2 separate regions of the Homo sapiens genome follow, and region 2 is linked to region 1. Evidence: chromatin contacts called from ENCODE Hi-C or POLR2A ChIA-PET data. All regions are on one chromosome and are shown on one strand. Each heading gives the region's core, a stretch centred on a gene start or an enhancer-like site at or near the end of the contact. The rest is flanking DNA. Distances are from core to core; before and after follow the strand shown. Region 1 overlaps HIVEP3 (HIVEP zinc finger 3). Region 2 overlaps HIVEP3 (HIVEP zinc finger 3).

Region 1 (5,537 bases), core at 1,066-3,565:
ACCATCTTTGAATGAAACAGCTGACCCTAAGCAGGATGGGCACATAAGAGGCACCTCTCATGCTGTGAATGGCATCCCTGAATCAAGAACGCTTCGGGACATGCAGACATGCAGCTGGGCCCCTAACTGGTTGCCACTTATCAGCCGATGTCTCCTCACTCCTGCCACAAGCCTCTCCCAGTCACAGGGACAAGGGAATGATGGTTCCTTACAAGGAATAGCTGTCAAGAGGCAAGAGAACAGACATCTCTTTTTCCTGAATTATGTTAGAGCCCAGGAGGGATGTTCAATCTTCAAGGGCATGTGCGGACCTACCTAATGCAACAGCAATGGAATAACTAAGAATTCCCAGGACTTCCCACCTCCCAAAGCCCAAACTATTGTCTGTGCTGATGGTAACTGCTCGCTCCAAGATGAATGGGCAGAAGCTGGGATGAAAGGCCCAGACACATAGGACTGATAAAGCAAACAGGTTCAGTGTCCAGCATCCGTATGGAAACTCCATAAGAGGCAAGGGCCAACAGTCCTCTGTCCCTTCCTCCAGTGACCCCCAAAAGACAGGCAGGCACTATCAGATCTCCAGGATAGGCTCAACAATACTGGAAAACAGGTGTATTGTCCCCATTTTGCAGATGAGGACATAGTGGCTCAGAGAGATGAGTTGACCAGTCCCAGGGTCATTTTAAGACCCAAGCTGCATTACTTTTGGAAGCCTCCCCGACATTCTATAAAATTTATCCCTTGCTGAATGTAATATTTTGCTGGAAAACAACTATACATTTAAAAGATAATTTTGTTTTTGAAGTGATTTTCAGTGAGTAACCTGTAGTATGAATGATATGCTCTGATTTCTCAGCAGTCATTGTCTGCAATCAGGAACCTTGGCAAGGTGAGGCATGCTAACCCCCAAAAGGAGGGCTGTTTCTATAAAAACTAAATCATACAATTCATTATGCTTGAGTATATTAACTAAATATTAATTTTGATGAGCAGTTTTCATATTTTGAAACCAAACCTTTTTCTTTTCATGTCTCAAGCATTTTCATGAGCCCTCGAGAAGCCACATGGGCCCATGGTGTCTCCCGGGTAAATCAAACCCGGGATGGACCTGAGATTTGAACACAGGTCTACTTCCAAAACCAGGGCTCCTTCCTCAATGTCTGGCTGCCTCCAAGAGTCAAGGCACCATCTCTAAGTTGTAACAGGGAAACTACCAAATAGAACCAGCAGGCAAGCAGGCATGAAGGGGGCTGGAAGTGAGGCCCTTTGAGAAGCTGTTACAGATTTTGTAGATGTTTGATCATAAACAGCCATGGCAGTGGGTGACGTTTACACACCCGCTCATGTTAAGTCCCACAGTTACCTCCTTTTGAGCGTGGAGGGGTTAGGAAACTCCCAGTGTCACATAGATAGCAAGTGGCCTCACCACGATTTGAACTGGGGGAGTTGTGCTCTGGAGTCCAAAATCTTAACTGCTCTGGGATACTGGGACACTGGAGCAGAAGGATTTGGGGCAAGTCTGGAGAGGCCCAAGTGCAATACTGAGACATCTAGAACAATAGGAGAGAGGAGATCAGTTCTTTTGGGGAAGGTCAAAGATAGAGGACAGGTGTGGAGGCTGGCAGGTCTCAGCTGACTAGAGAGAAGAACTTTCTTAAAAAAGGCAGAGCTGTCGAACAATGGAGGGCTGCCCTACCCTGAGTGTTGAGTGCCTGGTGGCTGGCAGTCTGCAGGGAAAATGATGCCTCTGTGCTGGGCATGGGGGCAGGGGCTCTTGCTGTGGTAGAGGGCTGTACATATGGACTCCAGAGGGCGTAAGTGATAATCCTCTCTTCCTTTCTCAGAACCACCTTTCTACAGGCTTTGGTGTCTCAGCGCGGGAGGCACAGATGGCGAGGTCTGCCTTTGGCCAGGTGTGGGCGCCCAGTGTTGGGGGAGAAGACTGCAGGCACAGAAGACTGAACTCACAGGCAGGTCCGGAGATGCAGAGCTGGTGTTCACTGGGTTTTTCTATGTGCTAGTTACTGGAGCTTCACGTGTGTCATCTCCTTCTCTCCTCACACTCTCTGAGGGTGGACTTCCTCCCATCTCATAGATGAGAAAGAGCCTGGGGCCCAGAGAGGCTAAGCAGGGAACCTGGGGCTGCTTGGGATCCTAGGGCGATCTGACAGCCACCTCAGCTTCCCCACCACGAGGGATGAAGCCGGGAGGCAGCCCCTTCCTGTGCCTGACCCCTACCAGCTGGGAAATGTGGCCCAGGCAGGCAAGGCCTCTGGGGATCCCAAAGTGGCAGCAGGCAGTGGGAGCTGAGCAGAGAGGAGTAGGGGTGGGCTGGGGGGACACTGCCAGACGGAAATGAAAGTGGCCTTGAGAAAAAGGAACGAGGGAAGAAAAGCAGAAACTAAAACAAGTGACAAAGAAAACGAGAGTGTCCAGAGGAAGTGGCTGAGGGGCGCGGCGCCGCCGGAGGAATCCCCCGCAGACCGGTGTTTCCTCTCTTCTCAGAGGCCTCGGGGTGGAGGACTAGCTGACCAACTGCTCCGTCACTTTGGGCCAGAGGCAGCCCGGGTGACTTTGGCAAGCATGGCCTCATCCCGCCAGCCTAGGAAGGAGCACCAGACACAGAGCCCCAAGCCCTGGGCTGGAGTCGTAGTCAGCTACTTCCTGCTGGGTCATTCTGGGACATTTATTAGACCTCTCTAGTACCCAGTTTCCTATCTATAAAATGGGTATAACCATCCTGAGCCCACCACACTGCTGGAAGGATCTCCTGAGCAAATGCCCTCATCCAGGGCCTGACGGGTGCATGTTGGGGTAGGTGGGCTGTGCACACAGCGGCAGGGTGCACCTTCAGGATACCTGGGGAACAGACAGGGAGAGTATCCACCATCTTATTGTTGAACAAGAATGCATCAACGCTTGCTGGTCCTTAATCACCCTAGGCTTTGTCAGGCCTGGGAACAAAGGGCTGAATAAGGGCCAGTCTATTCCCAATTACAGACTCTGCATGCAACTCCAGTTCCTTATCCCAGCTCTCCTACTTGGTAGCTGTGCAACCTTGAGCAAGTGACTTGACCTCTCTGAGTATCTTTCTTCACCCATAAAGCTAGAACAATAAGCATATCTGTCTTCTAGGTTGCAAGGAATAAATGAGACCACACTCAATCCAAAGCCAGGCACAAATTCCTCAGCCCCAGCCCAGGGAGTGCCCAGCCTAGAGGGGAGCTGGAGTCCAAGGACATGAGCAGGCTGTAATGATAGACGGCACCCAGGCCTGGGGCACTCAGTGCTGGGCAGGGGATGCGGGGCTGGTTCTGCCAAGGCGACAGAGCAGGGGGAGTAAGGGGGGGTGAAATGTAATCCCAAGGGGACAGCATGAGCAAATGTGCAGGGGAGGGGCCAAAGGCGATATGCTTGGGATCTGCAGAGGGTGGATGAGGCCAGACTTGTTCTCAATCTACAGCCCCACTGACAGTTCTCAGACTGGCCCTGGAAGTGATACGGGCATGCCACTGGGGATGCTACAGTCAGCTCTTAATGCAGGGCTGGCTTCTAGGGTCAGCTTCTACAGCCAGACTTGCCTAGGCTGCAGTTTGTCTCCAGACAGACACGGGAATTCCCCCAAGGGGTGGGCATGGTTCTTGTGAACTGCTGTGGCCTGGGACTGGGCTTAGAGTACAGGCAGCTGCTGCGGTGAAGGTGTCAGAAGGCACAGGCTAGGGTCCCAGAGAGGTTTAGGAGGGGGTTTCTCTGCTGGGTGTTTGCTCAGTGCTGGATGGTGGGTGCTGAGGGCCTCATTTGCATAGGGAGAGCAGCTGCTGTCCCAGCCACACTGCTGCCCACAATCTCCACGTGGCTGCAATCTCGCTCTCAGTCACCATCTCCCACATGGACTAGGGGTTACCCAGGCTGCCTTGGCCACGTGCTTCCCCCAACACACAGCCATCCAGGAACAACCAGAAATCAGACTACTGTCTCCGCCACCCTCAGGGGTTCCATTCAGGGAGTCCACCTCCCAAGGTGGCTGTGGGAATAAAACGAGATCCTGGGGGAAGCAGAGAGCCCAGTGCACAGGGGTGATCAGTAACCGGCAGCCCCTTTCCCTGCCTTTCCCTCTACTTCCAACATTATGTTGTGAAGAACAGGGCAGACCTGGGCCCATGCTATCTCTCACCCTGGCTCTGTGACTTGAGGCAACTCACTCCAACTCTGTAAATCAACTGCTCATCTGCAAAACTGGCAAGAAACTGAGAAGGCACTGGTTCTCAGATTGGCAAAGCTCATCGTCACTGCCTCACTCCCTCAACTCTATGTCCAGGGACCACGGGTTTCCCAGGGTTCCCAAACTTGCTGTTGGCAAAGGGCCTGATATCCGTCACTGACCTTTTTATTCTGAATGGGTCCCCGTTGACTTTAAAGCTGGAATATTCTTAGAGGAATTCTAAACTCCTCCTTTCCAACTCCCTACTCATTTTACAGAAGGAGAAAGTGAAGAGAAGAGAGGGAGAAGGGCCCTGACCGAGGCCACCAGCTTGTAAGTAGCAGCCCTAGGCTTGGGACCAGGGCCTCCTGAAGGTGACAGTCCTTTCAGCCATGTGTCCTTGTTCCTCTAGTTACCTCCAATTAACTCTAGGTAACCCAGCCCAGTCTTTGATTCTGTGTTGAAAGGTGCGAGGTGCTGGAGCCGGGAAGAGGTGCGTTCTTGCTCTCGACAGGAAGTGTCATGTGAGTTTCCGGTTCCCTCTCCTCCACTACCACTCTGGATCCTCACACCAGCCCACAGAGGGAGACAGGAAGGGAGGCACAAAGGCAGGGCAGGGAATACTGTGCCTGTTTTCCAGATGAAGACACGAAGGCCAAGAGAGGGAAAGTGAGTCGGCCAAGGTCCTCCAGCTAGTCGGGGTTGAGCGTGTTTAACCTTAGGAAACGTGACTGCAGAGCAAGGGGCTTTCATCTTCCTGTGGGAATTCGCCCCCTTTCTCACAGGGGCCCTCAAGAGACTAGGCAGGCTCCTCCTGCAAAGGATTCCTCTTTGTCCATTTGAGAGGCCTCACCCCAGGCTCTAGGAGCTGACATGATTCAGCTCAAGGAAGACTCAGTATGAAGGGAGAACCAGGAACCTGGGCCTCTGCCCCTCACCTGTGGCCTTGAACAGGTCACTTCTCCCCTCAAGCCTTGGTGTCCTCCCCTGTAGAGCTGAGGGGGTGAGGAGTAGATGAGCTGATCCTTCAGTTTGCTGCCCTCTTTGACCCGGAAGTGCTGGGCCTGCACAACCCTGCATCCCTGGCACCAGTGCTCCTAGCCCCACCCTGCTCCAGATGCCCAGTGCCTGAAGAGCCAGCTCCCCATCAGCACTCAGTCCTGGGGCAGAGCCAGGCCTGGCAATGCTGGGGGAGACCCTGGAGGGGAACATCATGGGCCACCAGGGGCACGCTGCAAATGCAGCAACTAATGCACCAGGGGCGCCAGGGTGCAATCTATCTAAGCAGTTCTCTCACGCTCTTTGCACGTTAATAATGCATGGGCAGCCGGTGTGG
Region 2 (5,537 bases), core at 857-3,356, 210 kb before region 1:
ACCCTCGAGTTTGGAGAGCACATGTGCTCGAGGGGCCAGTTCTCTTCCCAGGGGGCAGAGGGTGAGAGGAGACAGCTGAAGTCTTGGAGACCCACAAGGGAGAGCGCCCATGCCCCTTCCTGGGTCCACGTGCAGGCCAGGTGGGCTTGGGGCTGAGGCCTGTGGTTCTCGGGCCGGGGAGCATCGCTGGGGAGATGAGTCGTTTTTGGTTAGCGAGTGTTTGCGGGCTAGTGGTGGACGGCTGCCTGCTTCTTTGCTTGGGGACCACGGTCTTCTTGGGGACACAGGCTTGTAGCTCAAGGCTGAGCCTGTGTCTTTCTCCACAGAGCCCAGAGGGGCCGGTCCCAGCCAGGGGAGGCCCGGCATGCTCTGGCTGGACATGGAGCAGCTGCTGGCTGTCAGGCGCTCAGCTTCCGAGACCGAGCTGCCTCGTGTAGCCTCCGTGCCAGAGGCGGGGGCATCTGGGGGCTGAGGGCCCAGGATGGGTGAGGAGTCTGCCCGCAGTGCATGTGGTGGGCCAGGCGGGGGCGCCTCTGAGGATGGTCTGGACAGCTCATCCTGGCTCTCCTCCTCATCCTCATCCTCGTCTTCGTCCAGGTCTGAGTCTGAGTCCGAGTCCTCCAGGTCCGAAAACTGGTGCTCCTCCACAGCCTCTGAACCCTCTCGTCCTTCCGAGTCCTGGAACAGGTCGTCACTGGTTCCTGAGGGCAAACACAGAAGACCCAAGGTCACAGTTGGGCCTTGGCCCCACTGCCCACACGGCTGCTCCTCTCTGAGCCCCAGTTTCCTTGCCTGCTGACTGGGCAAAATAGCCATCGCAAGGGCACAAGATTGTTGGGACAACCAAGAAACGTAACAGATATGGGAGCGCTTTGTAAATAATAATGAACAATAATTCCCTTATGCCTAGAATGTGCAATGTTCAGTTCTGAGAGCTTTAGGTATATTTATTCATTTAGACCTCAGAGAATCCTGTGAAGCTGGTACTGTTCTCATCCTCATGTTACAGATGAGGAAACTGAGGTAAGAGAAAGTAAGTAACTTGCCCATGGAAGACAGCAGTAGGGCTGGGATTGAGCCATAGCAAAGAAGACAGTCTTTGTTTGTTTGTTTGTTTGTTTGTTTGTTTCACTAGCATCTCAGTGCTGGCTTCACCATGGGCAACTTACCACCTTGCTCTGCTTGGTCTCCCCCTTTGTCGAATGAATGTGATGGTCTCACCTCACCAGGTTTTCTAGGAGGACTAAAATGAAGGCCTGGCACATATTGAGGGCTTAAAAATAATTATAGCTACCATATTAATACATTAATGATGAAATCTGTTATTCCAGGACAGGGCAGTCACACTGGCTGGTCCAGCAGCACAGAGCCATCCGTGGTCAGTGTACACACACATCTGCCACGGTGACCAGGCTCCCGGTGGCTGGCACAATGGCATCTGGCAGGTGGCGGACTCTGGCCTCTGTGGGCGGCTTGACTAAGCTGGCCTCAGGCTGCAGAGCAGGTCCCCATCCCAGCCACGCTCTTATCTGAGGAGCCACTGCCCTTTTGAAGTCCAGGCTGCCTCTAGCCTCGGGGCCCTCCCATTGCCTGCCAGCCCCAGCTCCACCCCATAGTTTTCGACCTACATGTGGCTGAATGCCCACTTTTGTCCACTTTGGACATCTGACTGCTGCATGTTGAGTGACTTGGAAGCAATTGTTCACAAGAGTAAACAAAAAACAAAATTGTGATACTTGTTTCAGATATTGTTGGACATTTAGGTCACTTGCACTCCTTAAACAGACTATAAGAATAATGACAGAGTTATTGAATAGAGTCTAAAAGTGGGGGTTAGGGCTCTGGAATACTAGCCTCCTGGTCTGATTCCTCTGGGATGACCCCAACCAGTCGGGTCACCTCTAACATGTCAGGAGTCTAGTTTGGGCATCTCTGAAATGGACAGCAATCCGGATGCTGGGGAGAGCTCCGCTAACATCTGGCCTGTTCGCTGGCCCATCACTAGACCATTGGAACCTGTTTCTGGTCTGCAGAGTGAGGTTGCTGACAGGTGGGTTGAGCTGGCCAGCCAGCCCCATCGCTCACACATATCAGTACTGCACCCACCTGACCAGGAGGGCTGGCACAGAAACTGACTCAGGCCGCTGGGGCAGCTAGGCTTTGGCTCTCAACCATGCCCAGCTGCCCCGGGGCCAGAAAGCCCGGAACTAGCACTTCCAAGTCACTCAATATGCAGCAGTCAGATGTCCAAAGTGGACAAAAGTGGGCATTCAGCCGGATGTAGGTCAAAAGCTATGGGGTGGAGCTGGGGCTGGCAGGCAAAAGGAGGCCCCTGAGGCTAGAGGCAGGGTGATGAGACCAGAGGAGGAATGAAGGATTAGGATGAGAGCAGGGCTGGGGATGGGGGTGAACTTTGTAGTTATGCCCCAGGCATTTACCTCCCTTGCCTAGGACTTTGGGAGGGGCCTAATTCAACACCTGTTCACCTGGCCCTGCCCCTCATTTACATACAGCAAAATCCAGGCACAGATGACCCAGTGAGAGCTGGTGGCTGAGTCAGAACTAAGGTTTACAGCCCTTGCATTATTACGCTGACAGTTTAAAAATGATGTGCTGCACTAAGAAGCAGGGAATGGTCGGGTTTGAATCTCAGCACTACCACTTCCTTGCTGTGTGACGTTGGATACTTTACTTTCTGTGTGTCTGGTTTCCTCATCTGTAAACTGGGTAGCAATAAAAGCACTCTAGGAAGCTGTTCAGAGGACTGTGAGGGTCTGGCACACAGTAAGTACCCAATAAACTTCAGCTCCTGTCATCCCATGATACCCTGTCCCCCCAGTCTCAGCAGGCAGGTAGCTGGGGTGGGATTGTCAGCATTTTGCAGATGAAGGTCACAGGGGTAGTGTTAGGAGTGAAGGAGAGTCAGGACCAGCGTCTCCTGATGTCCAGCAGGGAGGGCTCCTAAAGATCCTCTTTACTAATGTGGAAGTTGAGACCCAGTGGGGGTAATGGCCCGTCCTGGGCACTCAGTGCATGAATGCTGGAAGCCAAGAGTCCCCTGCCCAGCTCGGGGCTGGCCGGGGCCTCCACATCTGCGTTCCTGCAGGGCGCTGAGGGAATGCCCCTGGCTGGGCGGCCCCGCCCCTGCTGGGATCCAGGCCAACGCTCCACAAATGAGAGAGCTTGAGCGCGCGGCGGGCGCCGCTGGGAGAGGCCACACGGTGGCGCTAGCGCCCAGCCTGGCCAGCACCATGGGCAGGGCCGGGGCGCCTGGCTCCTTCCAGGCAGTTCTCCCACGCGCCACCTCGCGTCCCACAGACACGAACTCCTGCCGCTCCCCCCGGCATCTGTCTCGTCGCGGGAAGTGGAAACTCCATCCTTCAGTCTCTTGGGCCGTAATCCTTGGAGTCCTCCATGGCTCCTTTTCGTTCTTCCCCCTCTCTTCTGCCCCATATGGGGTCATCTGAGCCTGTGGGCTCTCCCTCCGGAACCTCCCCAGAATCCCGCCGCTTTTCCACCTCCTGAGCACACCCGTGCTCCCCGCGCCCACGGCACAGGCCAGAGGACGCCCTGCCTCTCTCCTCCGCTCCAGGGCACCCCCCCATGCCCTTCAGCCCTCAGGCTCTAGCTCTCTCTGAACCGGCTGCCCCCGCGTCCAGCGGGCTCCAGCACGCGGGCCAAGCGCCGTGGCCCCCGGGGACCCCACACCTGCTGCTCCCTCTGCAGGAGAGCTCCTCCCTGACCCCACGTGGCTCCTGACCCCGGTTCCTCCGGGTGGGTTCTCTGCTCACACCGCCCTGTCTAGCACAGCGGCCCTCCCCACGGGCCCCAGCCCTCACTTGGCTCTTCTGCTTTCTCTTTGGCTTCACAGGCAGGGCCCCTGCTCTACTCCACCATCGTTCCTTGCCCAGCTCCCCTGCCATGCCGACTGCCTGAGGGCAGGAGCTGTTTTATTTATTGCGGAACCCCCAGCACCCAGAACAGAGCCAGGCACAGAGACTGTGCCCAGTAATTACTTCTGGAATGAATGCATGGATTTCGTCCTCCGAAAAGTGGCTCTGAGCATCCTCGTTTGCTCCACTGGGAAAATGAGGCTGGGGCAGGGCAGGGACCTCAGGGGAGGGCTCTGGCTTAGGTTCAGGCTCCCCTGGTCCAGCCCACCAGGCAGTGGACTGGCATGCAGCCAGGGTTTTTGTGTGACCTTGGGCTATTTTTACCTGTCTGAGCTTTGACTTCCCTGACTTAACATGAGTGACACAAGTTTCTGCCACCTGTTTTGAGGACTCAATGAGACAACATGTGCATATGGCCCAGTGTATCCTTGACAAGCATAGTGAACCCCATTCTAGCTTTGGGGGGGAACAGCCCCAAGTTCACTGTGTTCTCCTCTATAAAAATGACTTATTCCACCTAAAAGGAAATATGACTTAACTCTTTTTTGTAAGACCACAAATACATCCCCAAATTGGAAAAACAAAAACAGAACAAGACACACAGTGCGTGCATACACACTCCTCTCTGTCACACTCTAAGTCCTGGGGCTGATTTCAGGGAATCAGTATGCTTCCTGCTTTGCTTGGTGCTGGCGAGATGGCTCCAGCCTCCTTCTGTTGGAGGGACTGCCGTCCACCACCAAAGCCCCTCTGGCCACCTGCCTGACTGCTGAGGCTGGGCAGTGCTCAGCCAGACCCACTGGCTTCGACTCCTCTGCCCTGTCTTCTCAGAGACTGACTCTAAGATGCCTCCTGGGGATTGACCACCATGGCCGGGGTGTGTACGGGGATGGGGCTGGGAGGTGACAAGCGGCTGTCAGGTCTGGTTTGGGCTTTTTTGAAACTCTCCTAGCTCCAAAAGGCCCATGTGTCAGGCCCATGCCAGAGTGTGTAGGCAGGAGTGTGGGTGTGGAGCTTCGGAGAGTATGTGTCCCACAGTGTCACTATGAGGGGTTGGCTGGGATAATTCAGGGCATGCATTTAGAACCCGCCTGACACATAGTGGGCACTCAATCAACGTTGGCTGTAAGTTCTCTTGTGTGCATTTATTCAGTAAACATTCACTGAGCACCCATGGGTGCCAGGCGCTCCACCTGCATGGCAGATGGTAATGCATGATAGCTAGGGCTGCAGAGCATATCCTATCAGCATGTGGGGAGGTGGCTCGATCATTCAGGGAATTTAACCTTTGTCTGATACTTGGGAGAACTGAAGGTGAAGCTATTGGAGGGAGAGAGGGGAGGAGGGGGAATGGGGCAAAGCAGACAGAAAGGAAGCAGGGAAGGCAAGCAGGAAAGGTGGAGGAGGATAGGGAAAGCGGACAAGGGGAAAGGGGACGGAGAAGGTTGGCAATTGTTACCTTCTTCGGCTTCCAGCTCCTCCAGCACCCCTGTCTCTTGGCACTTTTTGCTGTGGGCCTTCGACTTCATGTGCTTAGTCAGATTCCCTAGAAAGAAACGAGAATACTTAGGCTCTGCTATGGGGCAGGAGGCCAGGGCGGACCCAGGGCTCATGGAGGTAGCACCTGGCCGGCAGGCCATGGTT

What was found. Hi-C counts contacts between places; a loop is a spot of excess contacts on that map. ChIA-PET counts read pairs that join two places held with the same protein, here RNA polymerase II (POLR2A). Pooled maps may share reads with other maps.
Region 2: a loop to region 1 is called in a pooled map, with 8 times the contacts of the local background. The contact joins two enhancer-like sites. A Hi-C loop is called at or near these places in 6 of 37 single-sample maps with no recorded cell type and 3 of 50 pooled maps. POLR2A ChIA-PET finds 5 or more read pairs at or near these places in 2 of 52 experiments (B cell and activated T-cell).

Annotation. Positions count from the first base shown.
Region 1 is chr1:41,725,141-41,730,677 of GRCh38, forward strand. All of the region lies in intron 1 of HIVEP3 (HIVEP zinc finger 3), which reads right to left. Among named protein-coding and RNA genes, the nearest start is that of HIVEP3, 190 kb to the right of the region's middle. RefSeq lists an enhancer at 3,217-3,286. Within about 2 kb of position 2,316, at least 17 of the 41 ENCODE cell types and tissues checked have a DNase peak (open chromatin) inside an H3K27ac peak, as active enhancers do.
Region 2 is chr1:41,513,050-41,518,586 of GRCh38, forward strand. It overlaps HIVEP3 (HIVEP zinc finger 3), which reads right to left. Exons shown (of 9, transcript NM_024503.5): 7 at 5,353-5,439; 8 at 1-701. Among named protein-coding and RNA genes, the nearest start is that of EDN2, 31 kb to the left of the region's middle. RefSeq lists an enhancer at 1-479 and a silencer at 3,124-3,303. Within about 2 kb of position 2,107, at least 12 of the 41 ENCODE cell types and tissues checked have a DNase peak (open chromatin) inside an H3K27ac peak, as active enhancers do.